2 separate regions of the Mus musculus genome follow, and region 2 is linked to region 1. Evidence: chromatin loops called from intact Hi-C (ENCODE). Cell type or tissue: left cerebral cortex. All regions are shown on one strand.

Region 1 (2,500 bases):
TCGTTGGAATGAGAAAGTTGACATGGCTGGAGCTTGTGGTAGGACTGCAAGGCAGGCTGGGTCCTTAAACATCACACACCGGCCTATGAGGCTCCTTCCTGTACCATCTGTCTGTGATGAACACCCTCTCCGGAGGCGTTCTCCTCAAAACCGTTCAGGTCGCTGAGGTGTGCTATCTCCTCTGTTGGGAAGGAGCCCAAAGCTGCACTCTTTTGGCTTCCCTGTGGCCTGGTTCTCATGGTGACTACACCGTCCAAAGGCCTGAGGGTAGGATCAGGGGTCCTGAAATTGGGAGAGTTGTGTGGTTTCTGTACCCCGATATCTGTACTCCAGCAGTCTGGCATAGGCAGAAGGGTATATTCCTGGGAGCACACGTAGCCCTAACTTAGCAGATGCCTGGCTCAAGAGTGCTGTCCTGATTGTTTTTATTTTATTTATTAATTATTATTATTATTATTGTTATTGTTGTTATTATTTGTTGATTTAACACAAACTAGAGTTATTTAAGAAGAACCTTAGTGGAGAAAATGTTTACATCATGTTACCCGTAGGCAAGTCGGTGAGACCATTTTCTTGATTAATGGCTGATGTGGGTGGGCCCAGTCCACTTTGGGCGGTGCCATCCCTTGGGCTACCATTGTTCCTGAGCGCTATGAGAAAGCAAACTGAGCAAACCATGAGGGGCAAGCCAGTAAGCAGTGTTCCTCCATGGCTCCTGACTGGGGCTCCATGCTTCAGTTCCTGCCTTGAGTTTATGCCCTTTATGACGGAATGTGGTCAGAACGTGTCCTGGTGTTTTATCACAGCAATAGAAGTCTAGTTAAGACAAGTGGGTTTGTGTCTGAGTGTGGTGCTGAATCAACTCCTGACAAGGCTACCCTGCATGAGTTTCCTGAACTCCTGCGTTAGCTGTGGCAAGGCATGGTCTAGACTGGGGTGGCCCCTGTGTGGGCCTGGCACTAACCTGACAGCTGAGAGTTCCTGCACTGTCACAGAAGGTGGTTGCCACGCTGAGCACTGCTCAGCAAGCCCTCTAGAGGCCTGTCCATCTAGGCCCAGGGCAGAGGATGTCTGTGGCAGGGCTGTCACTTGCAGGTCAGGGTCAGTGACTGCTTCCCTAGAGTCTGAACAGACCGAACCCAGAGAGAGACCCTCCAGCTTTCTCAGGGTCTCCCTGGCTGGAGCATCAGTGCCTCTCCAGGCTGAGTAGCCTGGCCAAATCTTCTACCCCTCTTTTTCTGCACCTGTTGCTTGTGGAAAGGGACAGGACTCACTCCAGTCTTCAGGGGGCCCGAGCCACCTTGGTTGTCAGTCATCTTCTATTTGGCCACTAGATGGCGCTGTGGTCTAGGAGAACAGGATGAGAACAGGCTCTTGAGCAGGGCTTCAGCCTTCTAGACACTTTCTCTCCCCTCTTCTCCTCTCCACGTGGCATCCATTTTCAGGGTTCAGTCCCAGCTGCTCCCTGTGGGCTGTGTGCCCAGAGTCCCATGTCCTGACCCCAGAACAGAAGCTCATAGGGTAGACTGATTGGGACCTGATGGGAGAGTGTCTACCTATGTGTTTGGCAAAGTCCTTGTTACTATTATGGACACATGCCCCTTTTCACTTCACCGCTGGGAGTGACCTCCTGACCTTTCCCTCGGTACACCCTGGCCTGTAGTCTGCCATCTCTTCAGGGATGGGCTGGACTGTGTTCACAGAACTGTTCAAATCCATGGACTTGGGAGTCCTGGAGGCAGAGATGGCTGAGACCAGGGCCCCACAGAATGTTGGGAGGCACAGAAGTGATTATCATGTCTGATGTGCACCAAGAACGCCTAAGGGTCTCACAGGTAGGGACCCTCCCTGCAGCGTGGCTGTCCCATGGGGTCCAGGAGAAATGACAGTCATGTGATTGATAGTTTTGTCTCTAGAGTTCCCTCCCAGGGTAGGGTGGGAGGGTCTGTTCCTCTGGCCCATGACTGGAGGCCCACAGTGGTCTTCCTATACCATAGTTGTGTGAATACCTGTGTGTTCAGCAAGAACTCTTGACCTCTTGTCCAGTGTTGTAGCCAGTCTTGACCAGTTTCCCTGCCTGCTGATGCGAACCACAAGGGGCTAGCCCCTCTCCACTGAGGACCAAGGTAGAAAGGGACCCTTGCTTCAAGGGCACATATGCCCATAGCCAAGGCCCAGCTGGGCATCTCCCAGTCAGGTACCCACTGCACAGTCATACACGCCTCTTCAAATGATATGGTAGCCTGATTGGTCAGCTCCTCCAGACTTAACAAAGGCCCCAGCAATGTATCAGCCATCACTTAATCTTGGGGCACACCACACCCCTAATTTCCTAGGGCTTTCTCCACAGGTGTGTCTGGGCCCTTCCTTCCCACTAGAAGTAGCCGGCATGGTGTCCCTCTCCTTATGAGGCACCTGTGCTTCGACAGTCATTACCCACAATCCATTCAGCTCTTCTCCCCACTGAGAGAGAAGGAAGTGCCTGTGAATTACAGCTCAG
Region 2 (2,500 bases), 430 kb after region 1:
TTCCAGGGCTGTTTCCAAGCTGAGCGGATAGTGACCAGTTCTGCCACTAGGCTGCAAGGAGGCAAGGTCCTCGTGTGTGTGTGTGTGTGTGTGTGTGTGTGTGTGTGTGTGTGTGCGTGCGTGCGTGTGCGTGTGCGTGTGTGTGTGTGTGTGTGCGTGTGCGTGTGTGTGTGTGTGAAGTTCACCCACACAAGGTCCTGGACTCTTGCTCACTCTGAAGCCCCCATTTAAAGCCTCGTCAGGAGAGCAGAAAAGACCAGAAGCCTCTAACAGACCAGAAGGGTTTTCTGTTCCTCTGGAGTCTGCATCTTTAGAGAAAGGAAGGCAATGGGCAAGGGGTTCCACCCAAGCTGCCAGGAACCAAGGGAGATAGCATGTGTCCCCACTAATCCACTCCGCTAAGGAGAAGAAGGCGCACCAGGCTCCGGATCCCTGGTGAGCAAGCTCCGGGAGCCGGGGGCGCAGCCAGCACCCTGCAGTCTCAGCTTCGCGGGCCGCCAGAGCGGAACGCGCCTCCCTGCCGGCCGAGTCCTCCAGCTGCGCGCAACAGCTCCGCCCGGGTTCCGCTGGGAGGCCACCCGCAGCCTGCAGCCTGTAGCTCGGGCTCGAGTACCCGGCCCCGGAGGCTAGGAAAGGGAGGGCTGGGTCGGGGATCTTCCCCCGGCCAAGCTCAGAATGACATCTGGTTCTTGGGGATCGCAGCTCTGAAATGCTCTTGCAGCCCGCGGGAGACAAAAGTCGGCCGGGAAAGTTTCTGTCCCCCCGGGGCGTGTTCCCCGCGCAAGGCGATGGTCCGGTGGCCTCGGAGCAGCCGGTCGCCAACCCTGGTTCATCGCAGAGAATACCTCGGCGTGGCAGCGAGCAGGCCACCGGACCGATCGGCCACGAGAGGGGGTTCAGGCCACTCGGTCTCCGCCCAGGGTCGCTGCGGGAGCTGCCGCTGAGCCGTTCCGAAGACCCGCAGCGAGCTGGAGTTAACCGAGGGAGCCGGCTGGAGACCGCGCAGAGACTGTGCGGAAACAGCGAGTGTGTCCAGCTCCAGTCCCCGGGCTCAGTGCCTCGCGCTCCCGCTGCGCCCTCCTCCCGATCCCTCTCTAAGTCGGGAGGACCTGCTAGACCCCGCGGCTACAACCCGCGCCCCTTAGTCGCCTCCGCCTCCCACTGCAGCCGAGCTCCGCGGCACCCACGGGACCCGGGAGAGCGCCCCGCGCAGCCGACCCGACCCGGCGCGCGGCTGGAACTCGGGATGCGCGACTGCCGGGCGGCGGAGGCGAGTACTACACTACGGAGGGCGGCCCCGGAGCGCAGATCGGGCAACGAGATGGCACCTAGGGTCCCGCCCGCTCAGCTCCGCGGCTCCTCGCTCCGATAGCGAGCGGCTTCGCGCAGCGCGGGCGGCGGTTTGAGAAGACCGGGAGACACCAGCTAGCCCCACGGGTTCCCAGATCGCCTGCGATCGGAGAGGCGGCAACTTACCCGGAGCGCGCCCGAGAGCCCGAGCAGCAGCAGCGGCAGCACAGAGCCTGTGGTCATCGTCCCCGCCGCGCCGCCCCGGCGCTCGCCCGGTGCCCGGCTTCCCTCGCCGCGGCGATGCTCCGCCCGCGCCCGCCCTGCTTTTCCCCGCACTTGCCGCCCGGGCTCCGGGAGCCAGGCCAAGTGGGCCGGCGGCGCGCTCCCTCCGGCCGGTGCGTCCGCCGGCCTCGCAGCCGCCCGCGCCTCTGTTCCGCGCGCTCGGAACTGCAGGTGAAGCTGAGCGGCGGCCTCGCCGAGGCCCCGCCCCTCCGGCCGGGCCTGACGCGGGCCTTAAAGGAGCCGCTCCCGCGCCCACTCGCTCAGCCGCTTGGCCTGGTTGCTCGCTGGCAGGGCGGCCTCAGTCCCGTGGGACAACTAGAGGCCTGTATGAGCAGACGAAGCCAGGGAGACTGGGTTTCTAGGAGCAAAGACGGTGTGAACCAAAGAAGACTGTGTAGTCTCTGCCCAGCAAGTTAGATGTCCTTTGTAGATTGTGGGACCCCTGCTTGTGATCACACCGTGATGTTAGGTCAACTTCTTTTCAGAGCCCACAGTGAAGAGTGGACACTTCCTTCATCCCTGTGTCATCTAAGTCTCCGGACACAGGCCTTTGTGATGGCCTCCAGCCCTCTGAACAGCTCAGGGATCGGAAGAGAGGGAGAGGGGAGGGGTCACTCTCCAGCTGGGCTGGCTCGGCTGACCCCTTATAGTGTGGGCCTGGCTCTGGCTATCCTCCAAGGTTTGGGAGGATTCCTACCCATTCCTCTGTGTGTGCCAAAATGTAGTTAGGTCTTCTGTATAGGCAAGGAAGAAATCAGAGGCCGCGGAAGGAAGGAAGGGACTCCAGCGGGCAGAGCTGTCAGGCACGTCAGCTCCCTGGGCAGGCCAGCTCCATTTGCTTCGCATGGGCAATTTCCAACCCTGACTGCAGGCATTTCTTTAAGCATCGTATCGCTCTCGCGGAAAAATAAGGGCAGCTTGGACTGTG

Evidence for each region. Peaks named below come from ENCODE experiments on the same cell type or tissue, not always from the same donor. Only the 100,000 strongest peaks of a DNase experiment are listed, where the experiment ranks them.
Region 2: it touches region 1 in a loop (6-fold over the local background); 9 of 42 quality-filtered maps call a loop at or near these places.

Annotation. Positions count from the first base shown.
Region 1 is chr2:179,874,244-179,876,743 of GRCm38, reverse strand. All of the region lies in intron 8 of Cdh4 (cadherin 4), which reads right to left. Among named protein-coding and RNA genes, the nearest start is that of Gm36066, 72 kb to the right of the region's middle. In left cerebral cortex, a CTCF peak has its summit at 1,319 (motif pointing right); a DNase peak (open chromatin) is centred at 1,347.
Region 2 is chr2:179,441,655-179,444,154 of GRCm38, reverse strand. It overlaps Cdh4 (cadherin 4), which reads right to left and starts at 1,724. Exons shown (of 16, transcript NM_009867.3): 1 at 1,477-1,724. The coding sequence starts at 1,533. In left cerebral cortex, a CTCF peak has its summit at 1,258; DNase peaks (open chromatin) are centred at 487, 1,032, 1,579, 2,293 and 1 more place; H3K4me3 peaks cover 1,897 bases; H3K27ac peaks cover 1,480 bases.